2 separate regions of the Homo sapiens genome follow, and region 2 is linked to region 1. A link is an interaction called in ENCODE POLR2A ChIA-PET data of the cell type or tissue named here. Cell type or tissue: Panc1. All regions are shown on one strand.

Region 1 (8,000 bases):
AATCAGTGTGTCGTACTCTGTTACTATCATTACTTTTATGCTCCGATTGACCCAGATTTGGCAAGTAGGAGCCTTTCAAACTGATTTTTGTGTTCTTTTGATGTTTCCATCATTCTTTGAGCATCTCTGCTTTTTGGCCTGACAAGATTTTCCAGGCTCATCCTGTACTTTTCCTACTTCAGCCCTGTATTCGGCCATTTATCCAAGGTGCCCTGGTTTCTTTTAGTGAATAATGGTATATAGAAGTTAAGATTTGGGCTGCTCCTAGAGTGTCATCACTTTCAGGTCCTCTCAGTGGACAGAGCTGAGGAATATATAAATGTATACACTTAACAGACATTTACATCATTATGGTTTTTGGTTTTGTTTTTTTTTTTTTGAGACGGAGTCTTGCTCTATCACCCAGGCTGGAGTGCAGTGGCGCGATCTCCGCTCACTGCAAGCTCCGCCTCATTGGTTCACACCATTCTCCTGTTTCAGTCTCCCGAGTAGCTGGGATTACAGGTGCCCGCCACCACGCCCGGCTAATTTTTTGTACTTTTAGTAGAGATGGGGTTTCACCGTGTTAGCCAGGATGGTCTCGATCTGCTGACCTCGTGATCCGCCCGCCTTGGCCTCCCAAAGTCCTGGGATTACAGGTGTGAGCCACCGTGCCTGGCCCTATGTATTTAATAATAGATACATAGTATTACAAATTATGAGTTCATATAGATGCTTCCAGTTCATCAATGCCACAGGACTTAGTCTAGACTTCTCCTTTTCCATACCTGTAACTCTTCTCCAGAAGTGAGAAACTTGGTTTTCATTGTTCATAATACTTTTATTTATTTGATCAGTCTACTAGTATAAAAACCAATATTGTGTCACAGCTTTTTCCTTCCTCTCAGGCTCTGACATGACACACACAGCTTCTCCACAAGGACACCTTTCTCACCATGTTTCAACTCTAGTACTCTGTGCTAAGCCTCCCTGCTTGCTTTACCATAGGGACCTCTTTCTCACCCTGCTTGGACCCCAACATCCTACTTTTGACCCCCAACACGATCCCTATAATGGATACTGTTTTCACACCTTTGGGCTGTGATACTTTGTGCTGAGCGGCCCTCACATGTGAGATGCTGTCCTGACCCTGCGCACATACTCCAACTCTGTACCAGGTTCCCTTGGGAATACCCTGCCTTCCTAACCCCACTTGGTCTTTGATGCCATTCTAGACTGACCCTACATGAGTATATATTCTTCATCCTACATTGTGATCTCTTCTGCACAGAGACATTGCTAACCCTGCTCAGGCTCAACACTTGTCAGGGTACCCTTTCATGCACATGTCCTCTTAACCCTCCAACCCTCCGTGGGTTCCAACACCCTATGCCAGTTCCACATGGTCATGTGGATACCTTCCTATTCTCAGTCAGACTCCAATACCCTGCTCTGGGCCACCATGTCCTTCCCTTCTCCCATCTGAATGCCTGTCTCCCTCAACCCCATCTAATGACTTTGGACTGAATTGTTAGAGTGAGACTAAATATGCAGTTCATGTGCCTGGGGTCAGCTACTCCAGTCTGGTTTTGTATTTCTTGTCTCTTAACTACATTCTAAGCTACCTATCTTGCAAATAGCAGCAGATATCAAATAAATTGATAAAGGAGTACTCTGCAACTTTTATATTTTATGTTATAACATGAAAAGTCAATGTTGTAACATTTTTAGTGGAGTGTATATTGGCACAGCTCCTATGGAGGGTATGGCAGTGTCTCCAGGAGCATCTCTTCATTTAGAGATTCTCTAGGATGTATTCAGAGTTGAGATTTATTGCAGCAATAGAGTAAAGACACTGTCAGATCATAAGAGAAAAAGACACTGGAGGAATCTGGAAGAATCCGTGTGCCTGTTTTTTTATGCCCACTCCCTTTAGGGGTGACACAGAGCACACTCTTTTCCTAGTCATGAAAATGCAGCAATGCATGTGTGGTATTCCTGCCCAGGGAAATCCATTAGAGACTCAGCATCCAGGATTTTCATTGGTGCTAGCCATATAAGCACTCTTTACCAAACATGTACCCAAATTCCAGACTCCCAGAAGGAAGGCAGATGTTCAGCATTAACCATATTGTTTGTACAAACAGTCTAGGCATACTGAGCCTTCTCCCTTCCCCACTTACCAATTAACTTGGAGCGTCTAAAAGCCAAGGTCCCAGATGCTAGCCAAGAGCAAGCCTTGCAAGCAGGCATTTCTAAGGACAGTAGTCTAAGAGCTGCTATGCTAACTCTTTTCTGCACTGAGGCTTATTGGCTGTATTGCTTGAAAGAACTAAATACTTATACTTTTTACACATAGGTATTTACCTGCAAAATAAGATGTGTGCAGAATTGCTTATTGTAGCAATTTGTAATAGTAAAATACTGGAAATAACCTAACTATCCTTCATTTAAAATAAGGTTTTACTACATTCATACTGTAGAGTGCCAGGTAGCTGTTAACAAAAAATTTTAAAGGGGAAACTAATTTATTGATACGGAAATAATCAGGATATATTGTCAAGTGAAAAACCTAAGGTGAAGAGCAAGGTGGGTTAAAAAAGGAGAGGGAAGCCGGGCGCCGTGGCTCATGCCTGTAATCTCAGCACTTTGGGAGGCTGAGGCGGCTGGATCACCTGAGGTCAGGAGTTTGAGACCAGCTGGCCAACACAGTGAAACCCCGTCTCTACTCAAATTACAAAAATTAGTCGGGCGTGGTGACGCAGCCATGTAGTCCCAGCTACTCAGGAGGTTGAGGCAGGAGAATCGCTTGAACCTGGGAGGTGGAGATTGCAGTGAGCCGAGATTACACCACTGTACTCCAGCCTGGGCTACACAGTAAGACTCCCATCTCAAAATTAAAAAAAAAAAAAAAAGAGGGAAAATAATTTATATTTGTTTTTCACTTGCATATGAATTTTAAAAATCTCTGGAAGTATAAAGGTGAAACTTAACAACAGTGGCTATGGGAAGGTGTCAGGGATGAGAAGGAGTCTTTTTATCATGTACCCCTTCTGTGTGCAATTCATTTTCATTATTCATTGGTTCCATATTTGCGAATTTGCCTACTTGCTAAAATTTATAACCCCCAAATCAGTACTTGGCCATTCGTAGGCATGTTCAGAGCAGCAAAAAATTTGAGTCATCTGACATGTGTCACATTGGTTCACAAATTGAGTCACATTTCCAGGTGAGGCGGAACAGAGCTCTGCCTCCTTCTGATACTGTAAACAAGTGTCCTTTTCATGATGTATTTGGTTCCACGGCTTTTGGTTGGTGGTGGTGCTGCTTAAAATGGCTCCTAGGCCTATTGCTCAAGTGCTTTGTAGTGTTGCTGAGTAGAAGAAAGCTGTGATGTGTCTTATAGAGAAAATAGATTGTTAGGCCGGACACGGTGGCTCACGCCTGTAATCCCAGCACTTTGGGAGGCTGAGGCAGGCAGATCATCTCAGGAGTTTGAGACCAGCCTGGACAACATGGTGAAACCCTGTCTCTACTAAAAATACAAAAAAATTAGCCGGGCATGGTGACACGTGCCTATAATCCCAGCTACTCGGGAGGCTGAGGCAGGAGAATTGCTTGAACCCTGGAGGTGGAGGTTTCAGTGAGACAAGATTGTGCCACTGCACTCCAACCTGGGCAACAGAGCGAGACTCCGTCTCAAAAAAAAAAAAAAAAAAAGAAAATAGATGTTAGATAAGCTTTGTTCAAGTGTGAGTTACAGTGCTATTTGTCTTGCGTTTCATATTAATGAATGAACAATATTAAATGCACCCAAAACAAAGTTATGTATTGATTAGTTGATGAAAATGTGACCAGAGGCCCACAGGAACCCAACTCTATTTCCCTTAGGAATAATGGTTTAGTATTTACTAATTCAGTGTTCCAAGTGACTTTATAGAACATAACTACTGCAAATAATGAGAATCAACTGTTTTATCTTTGGATCATGTGCTGTATTACTGTTAAAAATGTGAAGACATAATTATGTAGGAGAAATATTACTGTGGAGGATTTTTTTTTTTTTTTTTTTTTTTTGAGGTGGAGTCTCACTCTGTCACCCAGGCTGGAGTGCAGTGGCTCCATCTTGGCTCACTGAAACTTCCACCTCCCGGGTTCAAGTGATTCTCCTGTCTCAGCCTCCCGCATAGCTGGGACTACAGGCGCCCTCCACCATGCCCAGCTAATTTTTGTATTTTTTAGTAGAGACGGGGTTTCACCATATTGGTCAGGCTCCTGACCTCAGGTGATCAACCCACCTTGGCCTCCCAAAGTGTTGAGATTACAGGCGTGAGCCACCACGCCTGGCATGTGGAGGATATTACTAAGGAAAAATGTACAGAATTACATGGAATACCTTTCTTTTTAGTATGCATATAGTCACTTGTGATTTTTTTTTTACAAGTAAAAACTCATACCAAAATAAGTGATTCTCTGGGTAATAGCATAATTGGCATTTATTTCCATTTTCCAAGTTGTCTTCGTTGCACATATATTACTTTTCAATTAGAAACAAAATCTAGCAAATGTATTAAACAGATCAAATAAATGTCATGTGACTTCTGTGTATAGAAGATACTGTTACAGAAGTCATTCAGTAATTTGAAAATTGCTTCCAGGAAAGATGTAAAATTTAAGCAAAGGTAGGCTTAGGAACAAGGAAGATTGGCATTAGGTTCTGCCTTGAGAAAGGAAGAATTGAATAATTGTTATTCCTGTCTAAAAAACAGTGGTAGCTATTACATCTACCTTTCGGGTGTGACAGAGGACTAATAAATTCTTCCTAGTTCTTTGAAAGTAACGGTATTTGCTGTACTTTTATTTTTACTTTATTTTTACTGCTCCTTGTGGAGCAGGGCCACTCTATAGGTAGTGTGCCCACAGTAGCCTATACTTTTAAAAAATATTATACTTTTAGAAAATATCAATAATATTAAAATTAATAAATAAATATTGATTAATAATAATTAATTCTTTTTAAAAATTATACTTTAAAAATATTAATAGGTAATTATGCATATGACATAAACTTAGAACATAGTTTTAAAAAACTGATTTTGCCAAATCACCTTTCAGAGATGTGGAGCAAATTTACATTTCCATTATGTGTTTGAGACTGCCTGATTCTTCCACGTCCCTGAAAACAGTGTATAATTGAATTTTATCACTCTCTCAATATAGTAGATTTTGACCTTTGCCCTTTTTGATACATTTAAGCATCTTTTTGTAATGGTTATTGTTTCTCTGTCTCTCTTCTCCATATTCTTAAATTTCAATGCTGGTGTTTTTTCCTGGAATTTTAAACCATAGGCTGTTTATGATGATTAGAGATTCGACATAATGCAGTTCATCGGAGGTTAGTTAGTTTTTGGGAGTACTTCTCATATCTTTTTTCCCCCTTTTTTGAACTATTAAAATGTATCTAGAAAAGTGCAAAATCGTAATCTTACAACTTGAAGAATTTTCATAGAGTGATTATACTTACTTGATCAGCACCTAGTTCAAGAAATAGAGTATTAGCAGTAATCTATCTTCCCCTTCATCCCCTTGTTACTAACCACATCCCCAAAGCTGATCAGCATCCCAACTACTCTACCATGGAGAAGTTTTGACTGTTTTCATCTTTTCATAAATGGAATGGTATAGTATGCACTCTTGTGTCTGGCTTCTTTCATTTCACATCTGTGGCATTGAGTATAGCAATGGTTTATTCCTTCTCATTACTAGATGATATTCTGTTGTACGAATACTTTACAGTTTCTTTATCCATTCTAGTATTGATGTACACATGGGTTTGCAAAATTATAGAGCTATTGAAAATAATATTGCTGTGAACATTGCTTATACACAGCTGTTGGAGAACTAATGTATATATTTTTCTAGGACATACATCCTATGATTCAGCAGTTTATTCTATTCTAGATGCACAGGTATTCTTTTTTTTTTTTTTTCTCCCAATTTTCCTTTATAAAAGTAAGGTGACTGGCCGGGTGCGGTGGCTCACACCTGTAATCCCAGCACTTTGGGAGGCTGAGGCGGGCGGATCACGAGGTCAGGAGATCAAGACCATCCTGGCTAACATGGTAAAACCTCTTATCTACTAAAAATACAAAAAAAATTAGCCGAGTGTGGTGGCAGGCACCTGTAGTCCCAGCTACTCTGGAGGCTGAGGCAGGAGAATGGCGTGAACCCGGGAGGCGGAGCTTGCAGTGAGCGGAGATCGCGCCACTGCACTCCAGCCTGGGTGACAGAGCAAGACTCTGTCTCAAAAAAAAAAAAAAAGTAAGGTGACTTGGGAAGGATACCTAACATCCTTAGTGTGTTGTTATAGGTGCCTTACTTTGAGAATTCATGAATGGGAAGAATTTTCTCAAACCCTTGAACTCTCAGCTTCAAGTAATAACTGCAGTTTATTGAGTTTGACCTATGTGCTTAGTGCTTTATATACATTATTTTATGTACTCTTCATAAGAAACCATTTATTCCCGTTTTATAGCTAAGGAAAGTGAGGCTTAGAGGCATGAATTATCCAAGGCCACCTGGCCAATAAGTAACATAATAGAGATTCAGACCGTTATCTTTGATTTCATAAACTTAAACTACTGTATCATCCTGCTTCTCTAAATTAAGTGTAGACATTTTAGGGGTTCCAGGATGAGGGTAAAAAGGGAAAGAATAACATAAACTACTCTCCTGCTCCATTCAGCTCTCCATCATGCCTAAGTTATGTTATTTTCAGCAATCTCTCTTCCTTCTAAAAATCATCTCATCTCACATGCCTCGGATTTTTGAACCCTGTATGAACTTTGTCTAGAAAACAAACTGCCACATGAATATACGTATCACTGTTTTATTTGAAAGCAATGTGTTTTTCCCTCTTACAGAAAAAACGCAGTGAAATTCCTTGTTATTGGGAAAATCAGCCAACAGGATGTCAAAAATTAAACTGCGCTTTCCATCACAATAGAGGACGATATGTTGATGGCCTTTTCCTACCTCCGAGCAAAAGTGAGATCAGTTTTTAATTTTAAAAGAATATCAAATGAACACCTATTATGCACACTGTACAACAGTACTTTTCAGACATTGACTCCTTTCAGTCTTGTGAAACAGCAGAATTATTTCCACTTTACAGATAAGTGAACTGAATCTTATTAAGGTTAAATGATTTATCCTTGGCCTTAGAACCATTATATATCTTGGCATGCCATTTAAGTTATTATACTTACTTCATTTCTCATATTCTTATCAGACCCATAAACGTTTTCAAAATAAATTTGATTTTCTAGGTCAAAGGTTGGCAAAACTGGTCCTCTGCCTGTTTTGTAAAATAAGTTTTATTGGAATATAGCCTTGCCCATTCATTTACATATTTTCTATTATCAGTTTTGTGCTAGTGCTATAGAATTGAGTAGTTGAGACAGAAACCATATGGCCCACAAAGCCTAAATTATTAACTGGCTCTTTACAGAAAATATTTGCCAACCCTACTCTAGACTATAATCTAAAATAAAACTAAAAAGCTAGTGGTTATTCCCAAAGTTCATTTTAAAGTAATTTAAAAGTGGAATTGGCCATTTAAAAGCCACAGTTGCTACGTGATTAAAATTTGATGGCTACATCTTTTTACCTCAATTTAAGGGAAAAAAGTAGACTTATTCCTTTCTGGTTTGGTTCAAGTAAGTGTCATATGCTTGGGTCTTAGAAGCTACTTCTTTGCTGAGCAAAAAGCCTAGAATTGCAGTATTAAAATTAAAGGTCTAGAATTTGTGAACAGGTACTATGCTTCTTCTAGTCTTCTGTTGATTCTGTTTTGAGTGCCCACTTTGTGTTTATGTACAGTGGAGAGTTAGTGGAGAGTTAATTAGGTAAAAGCACATCTTTTCCCTCCCTGGGACTTTAGAACTTAAATGAGGAAATTTAGTATAAATGCTCATAAGACAAATACACTATAGTTTTCATAGGTGGTCAGGAATTTTTGG
Region 2 (8,000 bases), 270 kb after region 1:
GGCCGAGGAGCTAGGACTTTGTTGACAATGGGGAACCAGAGGATCTGTCAGAGAACTTTCAGAATGGGTGGCTCATTCATTCAGGCTGAAGCTGCTCTCTCATTGTCCTGCAAAAAATTCCAACAGAACACTGTTCTTTTCCTTTCCATTCAAAGACATTTTTGCTGCCTTCCGTATTGAACTGCCTGGTAACTGAGACAACTTTCCCTTCCCTGCCAGGGCTAGTGGGTTCCCAGGGCTGCCACCCTGGGAAAAAGACAAGTCGCGTTTCCTCGTCTGCCCTGACCCATGCTGCTCACGGCTTTGGTCCCACTGGGACCCAAACGAATCAGTGTGGCCAGCTTTCCTGGGATATCCAGCATGTGCAGTTTCCAGCATGAGCATGCTTATATTGTTCAGGATCGAGGAATATTGATCTCTAGATGTCTTTTTAAAACCAATGGTTTGGTATATTTGTGAATGAATGAGATACTCATCCAATGGATAAGCTTTACCAAGCCCTCATTATGTGAAAGGCACTGGGCAAGGCTAGGGGTGAGGGGATCAGACCCCACCCTCAGGGATGCTCTAATCTCTCTGGGGAGGTGAAACAGTTCATTGTGGGAACAAAGCCTCTTTCCCATCTCTGTAGCCTTGGGTTGGAAGGCTGGGGGCAAGGTGAAATCAGACTGGGGTTTGAGTCCTGGCTCTGCTTCTGAGCCCTGTGATTTCTGGCAAATAACAGAACTTTTTTCGTTTTCTTTGTGTGCGTGTGCGTGTGTGTGTGTGTGTGTGTGTGTTTGTGTTTTAGATGGGGGTCTCACTATATTGCACAGGCTGGTCTTGAACTCCTGAGCTCAAGCAGCCCTCCCACCTGAGCTCCCAAAGTGCTGGGATCATAGGCGTGAGCCACTGTGCCCCACCTCTTTCTTAGCTTTGGCTCTTTCTTTCTTTGTTTCTTTGCTTTCTTTCATTTGTTTGTTCTTTTGTTCATTCTTTCTTTCGTTCTCTGTCTGCCTTTCTGTCCTTTCTGTCTTCTTTTTTCTTTCCTTCGCTTTCCTTCTTCTGTCTCTTTCACTTTTTTTCTCTCTTCTTTCTTTGTTTCTTTGATGTAGGGTCTTGCTCTGTTGCCCAGGCTGGAGTGCAGTGGCACGACCCTAGCTCACTGCAGCCTTGAGCTCCTGGGCTCAAGTGATTCTAGCTGTGACTTAGGCATGTGCTACTACACATGGCTAATTTTTAAGTTTTTTTGTAGAAACAAGGTCTTGCTATGTTGCCCAGGCTGGTCTTCAAAGTCTGCCTTGGTCTCCTGAAGCACGCTGGATTATAGGTGTAGGCCCACCACACCTGGCCCAGAACTTTTTTTTCTTTTTTTTTGAGACAAGGTTTTGCTCTGTCACTCAGGCTGGAGTGCAGTGGCATGATCATGGCCCACTGCAGCCTTGACCTCCTAGGCTCAAGCAGTCCTCCTGACTTGGCCTCCCAAAGTGCTTGGATTACAAGTGTGAGCCACCACTTGTGGCCTCAGAACTTTCTTAAACCCTAGTTTTCTCACCTACAAAGTGGGAAAAGAATAACACCTACTTTGAGAGATTAAAAGGATTTAATGAAGTGATGTATATATTATGGCCCTTAGTATAGGACCTGGAGTATAGAAGGCTTTGGTAAGTGGGAGCTGATATTAGTGTGATGGCTGCTGTGGAGGTGGTTGTTGAAGTCTGTCCTGGGGTGGGGACAGTCCAGCATTCCTGGGCCTACTTGGATTTAGGGGGCTGCTCCTCCTAGGGTCATGGGCATGGCCTTTATGGGGTATGGGAAAGGAGGGGAATCAGCTTCCCGGTGTGTGGTGGGGACAGGCACTGTCTCCTATAACACCTCCTTTGGTTGCTACGTGCAGATTTGCTGTGCAGCACGGGTCAAGTTACTTAGCCTCTCTGTGTTTCCGCTTCCTAACTGAAATGCCATTAATCACAATGCTCTCACTTGAGAAGAGAGAACATTAGAAGGGTCACATGAGAAGAGTCTAGAATAGTGCGTGGGAATCTTATCCAGGTGTTGGCTATTTGTTGCTGTGATTATTCTGTTTTTGGAGTGACCCCCATTCAGTCAAAGAAGCAAGGGTGAGAGCTGCTGTCCCAAGTGTATCAGCATAGGGACGTGGGGACGTGGGGGAGGTGGACTGGGGCATGGACCTCGCTATGCTGGCCCCAGGGAGCAGCCTAGAGAAGGAAAGAAACTGTTTCTCGAATGCTAGCTGTAGGTAGGGCGTTCCCAGGTGTGACTGAAATGACAGTCTGGCTCAGAGCACACTGCCTTTTCTTCCCACCTTAACTGGTTACTAAGGGGACAGTTCTACACTACACAGGATTGATTTCTGTGAAATCTATGGAATTTACATATAGTTTTGAGGGGCTGCTTTGAGGCATGAAGCCACCGTATTCACAAAACCCAGCTGCGGGTGAATTGCAATTTATAATAATAAACAGCCTGTACCTGACCTTTGGACCCTGGGTGCTCAGGATGATGCCTGTGGGGCCTGACAGGAAGTGAAGGCGGTGGCATGGGTGTGGGGGGCCACCCCTCCCTCTGACCATGGTGGCGGGTGGCATCCAGGCCCAGAGAAGCCTTGTCACTGGCTGTCCCCTTGGCACCCAGCCCAGCAGGCGGAGAGGGTTAATTGGGATTTGGAGTGTCTGTGGAAAGTAGCCTCTTCTCAAATATCTTGTGCTATGGTTTGGAACTTTGGAATCAGGCATACCGAAAGTGGAATTCTGTCTTCAAGTAAGCCTCAGTTTCCTCATCTGTACAATGAGTTTTGTCCCTGAAGAAAATCCACCTGTGAAGTGCTTAGCTTGTGATCACTCAGTAAATAGGCACTGTCATTATCTTTCTGATGAGGGGCTTCCATATGTGACCTGCCCTGGGCTACAACTCGAACATGGAAATCAGAAGCTTAGCAACACTATTATTTCCACTGCATCAAAGGCCTGGGAGCCCTCCCCTGCCTATACTTTTGTCTCTCAGAGAAGAAGTAATAATTCACTCCATGTGCAAATGGAAAAACTGAGACCTGAAAGGTTGAGTGGTTTGTCCCAGGCCCCATAGTGAGTTAAAGGCATCAAAATCCCTTACACATGTATGGGGCTTTATAAACCATCAAGTGTGTAAAGGGTGTTGACATTTAGAAAATAACTGTGCCGAGTCTCCTAGGGATCTGGTACATGTATTTTGACTGCCAGTTTACGGATGGGAACGATGAGACTCAGAGAACTTAGATGAGCCCAAGATTGTACATTGAGTTTGTGGCAGAGTTGACGCTCAAACTCGAGCCCTCTGCTCTTTCCACCGCACACGCAGACCTCTCACCTGGGCCCTTCTAGACCCTCTCTGCAATTATTTTTTCCCCTCCATACAGGTAGATCTGTGAAGGTGGAGAGTCATGAGCCAGCAGGGACAGGGTTAAATTCTTCCTAAGCAACAGAGCTGGTTTTGAGCTGGGCACCTTCAGTGACCCCATTGTTGACCCCCTTCCCTCGGGTCAGGACTGCAGGCAGTGGGGGAAGGGAAGCACTGCAGGGAGCTCTAATGGCCCAATGCGGGCAGAGAGAGGGCCAGGAAGGGATGCTCATCTGTCTCCCTCTTTGGACAGAGATGAACAAAGATGCCGGTGGCTTTTTCAGTCTCCATAGAAAATCCCCAAGGCTCCCTTGGGGCGGGCTGCCATCAGCTCTTCCTGCACTCTTAATCACACCGTGGAGCACGGGCAGCTCCTGTAGACACAGCAAACCCTGTGATGTGTTGTTGGTTAAGTGGGAACTGGGATAATTTTTGCCAGTAAAGCACCAAATCAGAAAATGGAAGCATCAAATGAACCTTAGGGCTAGTGGGATTTTGGGGCTTGCCTGTCATTCATTCATTGAAAAGGAAAAGGATGGCTTGGGTGGCCCACAGAAGCCAGCATCTGTGACCTCAAATGGATGAGTCCCTGCAAACTGGGAAGGCTGCCCAGTTCCTCTTCCTCTTCCCAAGTGGCCCCCGTCCTGCCACTCCCTTCTATGAGCGCAGACCTTCTGGTTTAGAGCTTCAGTCTGGACCATTGTGCTGTGTCCTCTCCAGGCGGGGAGGGCATCAGGAGTAAACCTCCTTCCACGGCCCTGAGCCGTACAGTAAGTCTCCCAGGGTTGTACGGCAAGGCAGGGGCAGAGCTGTTCTGTAAACAGGCGTCAGTTCAGTTGCCTTGAAACCGCCAACTCTAAGATGGACATCCGAGGGGAAAGGATTTCCAGGAAAGTCGAGGAACTGATTTTAGGGGAAGACTAAATCTCTTTCTCTATCCCCATCTTCTTGTCGTCTGGGTCCCTTGAACTCCCTGCTGAGAAATCCTAAATACACCTTGTCTCTGGGTTGCGCATGGAAGCCTTTAATTGTTTCTAGAGGCAGTGAGGGAAGGCCTTCTAGTTGGTCGGGCAGGTCTGGCACTGTCTGGGTCTTGCTGCTTCTAGACACTTCAATTAGGGATGTTAATTATGGCCTTGTGAACACAGGCTCTCCCAAGGCAGCCGCTCTCCAGCCCTGCTGCCCCCATGTTGTCCCCTCACCAGTCAGTGAGGCTATGTTTATGGTCTCGCCTCTGTCCATCTGCAGATTAAAGATGCCCTGAAAGCATAACTTATTAGCAGTTTTTTGTTCTCTCCATCTTTTAAAAAATTGGATTAAAGTAGACATAATGTAAAATTTACAATTTGTAAATGTGTAGTTCAGAGGCATTAAGTCCATTCACATTGTTTTGCAACCATCACCACCATCTGTCCATGGAACTTTTTCATCTTCCCAAACTGAAACTCTGTTCCCATTAAGCAATAGCGTCCCCTTCCTCTCTCACTCCAGCCCTGTAACTCTATTCTACTTTCTGTCTCTATGAATTTAGCTGTTCTAAGTACCTCACATAAGTAGACACATACAATATTTGACCTTTTATGCCTGGCTTATTTCAGTTAACATAATGTCTTCAATATTTGTCTACATCGTAGATGTGTCAAGATTGCCTTCCAGCTTAGGGCTGATGATATTCCATTGCATGTATATATCATACTTTGTTGATTCATTCATCCATTGATGGACACTTGAGTTGTTTCCCATTTTGGTTGTTGTGAGTAATATTGCTATGAGTTTTGGGGGTATATCCCCAGAAGTGGAATTGCTGGATCATATGGTAATTCTATATCTAATTTCTTGAGGACCCGCCATCATATTTTTCTTTTCTTTTCTTTTTCTTTCTTTCGTTTTTTTTTTTTTTTTTTGCGACAGGGTCTCACTCTGTCTCCCAGGCTGGAGTACAGTGGCATGATCACAGCTCACTGCGGCATCAACCTCCTGGGCTCAAGCGATCCTCCCACCTCAGCCTCCCAAGTAGCTGAGACCACAGTGTATGCCACCATGCCCAGCTGATTTTTGTATTTATTTATTTATTTATTTTTGAGACAGAGTCTTGCTCTGTCGCCCAGGTTAGAGTACAGTGGTGGGTTGTCGGCTCACTGCAGCCTCCATCTCGTGGGCTCAAGCAATTCTCATGCATCAGTCTCCCAAGTAGCTGGGTTTACAGGCACCCGCCACCACACCTGGCTAATTTTTGTATTTTTAGTAGAGATGGGGTTTCACCATGTTGGCCAGGCTGGACTCGAACTCCTGACCTTGTGATCCACCCACCTCAGACTCCCAAAGTGCTGGGATTATATGCATGAGCCACCATGCCCAGCTAATTTTTGTATTTTCTGTAGAGATGAGGTTTTTCCATGTTGCCCAGGCTTCTATCTGTTTTTCACAGCAGCTATACCACTTTTCATTTTACATTCCCATCAGAAATTCTCTACATCCTTGCCAATTCTCCTCCTCCTCTTTCTTCTCTTTTTCTTCTTCTTTCTCCTTCTTTTTTTGATAATAGCCATCCTCTTGGGTATGAAGTGAAAATCCACTGTGCTTTTTATCTTTTAAGGGGGAAGTCAAGGCCTGAGAAACACTGATACGTGCCTCTGCATTGCAGAGCCCCTTGGGCCCAGGCTTTCTAGCCCCATCCTGGCTTCCATTCTCTGTCCTAAACCCCTTTGTCTCCAGTCCATCAAGAGAGGGCAGGGGCGAGGTCCACTGACTGTTAGGGGCCCTGCCTTCCCTCCTGTCACAGCAGCAGAGTGGCTGTGACCTGGCAGAGGTGTTGGGAGGGTGGATGTCCCTAGGGGTCAGGAGGAGGTTTCAGTAATGTGAAATTGGAAGAGTTGAATCATTTCAACCACGGGGCATGGGGATAAAGGAAATCATGATGCAGCCATAGAGTGGAAGATGTGCAGCCATTAAATATGGCTTTATGAATAATTTTTAATATCCAGTTTTTGGTAACATGAAAACTGCTGATGTGTACTATTAAGTGGGAGAAAATAAATATAAAAACTTGCTTATGAGGCCGGGCTCAGTGGCTTATTCCTGTAATCCCAGCACTTTGGGAGGCCGAGGTGGGTGGATCACCTGAGGTCGGGAGTTTGAGACCAGCCTGACCAACATGGAGAAACCCTGTCTCTACTAAAAATACAAAATTAGCTGGGCGTGGTGGCGCATGCCTGTAATCCCAGCTACTCGGGAGGCTGAGGCAGGAGAATCACTTGAACCCGGGAGGTAGAGGTTGCAGTGAGCCGAGATTGCGCCATTGCATTCCAGCCTGAATGCAACAAAAGCGAAACTCCGTCTCAAAAAAAAAAAAAAAGAAAAGAAAAGAAAAAAAAACTTGCTTATGAATGAAAAACAAAACCACCTTCAGAAAAAAAGATTTGATAGAAATAGGCCAAATTGTTGTCAATGGCCACCTCCTGGATGGATGTGAAATGGGTGATTTTTAAAATTGTTTTCTTATTTTTAAATTTTAATTTAAATTTATTTTTTGAGATAGGGTGTTGCTCTGTTGCCCAGGCTGGAGTGCAGTGGTGTGATCATGGCTCACTGCAGCCTCAACCTCAAGTGATCCTCTCATCTCAGCCTCCTTAGTAGCTGGGACTACAGGTGTGTGCCACCACACCTGGCTAATTTTTTCATATTTTTTGTGGAGATGGGATTTCACCATGTTGCCTAGGCTGATCTCAAACTCCTGAACTCAAGCAATCCACCCACCTCGACCTTCCAAAGTGCTGGGATTACAGATGTGAGTCACCATCGCCCAACCTGTTTTCTTTATGTTATTTAAAATTTTGCAGATTGGCTGAACACGGTGGCTCATGCCTGTAATCCCAGCACCTTGGGAGGCCAAGGCGGGCAGATCACCTGAGGTCAGGAGTTCGAAACTAGCCTGACCAACATGGAGAAACCCCATCTCTACTAAAAATACAAAATTAGCCGGGCGTGGAGGCGCATGCCTGTAATCCCAGCTACTCGGGAGGCTGAGGCAGGAGAATTGCTTGAACCGGGGAGGCAGAGAAGTTGTAGTGAGCTGAGATGGTGCCACTGCACTCCAGCCTGGGTGACAGAGCGAGACTCAAAAAAAAAAAAAATTTTGTTGTTGTTGTTGTTGTTGTTGCTGATTTTCTACAGTAAGCACACACTCCTTTTATATTTAGGAAAAAACTGATAAAATAAGAGTGACTACGACTATTCATTAGGCATATGTGTTGCCAGGGTCTACTGAACACTCAGCTCTGCTTGATGCTATTGAAAGTTCAGGAATGAATGCGAAGCTAACAGGGAGGTGTGGGGTTAGGTGGTGGGGAGGACTGGCCAGAACACAGAGGGGTGATGAATGTAAGGGGAGTCAGGGTCTGGGCAGCCTGGAGCCCTCCAGAATGCTGCCTTTGTTCATGAGAAGCCTCATTCATGGGGAAGATACCGTGGGTAGGACTCTGGCCTTGAGTCACCTTGTCTCTGCAAGTGGCGCAGGCAGGCTCCATTGAGCTCTTCACCCATGTTCACCTGGTCCCTTGGCATAGCTGGCAGGAGTGAGCGAAGCTTGTAGCCTGTGAAACCAGGGGTTTTCCTGCCCCAGGTTG

Evidence for each region. ChIA-PET counts read pairs that join two places held together with the same protein. Peaks named below come from ENCODE experiments on the same cell type or tissue, not always from the same donor. Only the 100,000 strongest peaks of a DNase experiment are listed, where the experiment ranks them.
Region 2: POLR2A ChIA-PET joins it to region 1 with 11 read pairs; 2 of 35 experiments call an interaction of 5 or more read pairs at or near these places.

The regions. Positions count from the first base shown.
Region 1 is chr1:203,821,397-203,829,396 of GRCh38, forward strand. It overlaps ZBED6 (zinc finger BED-type containing 6), which reads left to right. Exons shown (of 17, transcript NM_001395895.1): 4 at 6,903-7,026. ZC3H11A (zinc finger CCCH-type containing 11A) reads left to right here. Exons shown (of 18, transcript NM_001376342.1): 5 at 6,903-7,026. Among named protein-coding and RNA genes, the nearest start is that of ZC3H11A, 30 kb to the left of the region's middle. In Panc1, no CTCF peak of the experiment used is centred here; no DNase peak of the experiment used is centred here.
Region 2 is chr1:204,090,979-204,098,978 of GRCh38, forward strand. The region is part of intron 1 of SOX13 (SRY-box transcription factor 13); the gene reads left to right. Among named protein-coding and RNA genes, the nearest start is that of SOX13, 22 kb to the left of the region's middle. RefSeq lists an enhancer at 2,409-2,553 and a cis regulatory region at 2,474-2,487. In Panc1, no CTCF peak of the experiment used is centred here; no DNase peak of the experiment used is centred here; H3K27ac peaks cover 1,419 bases.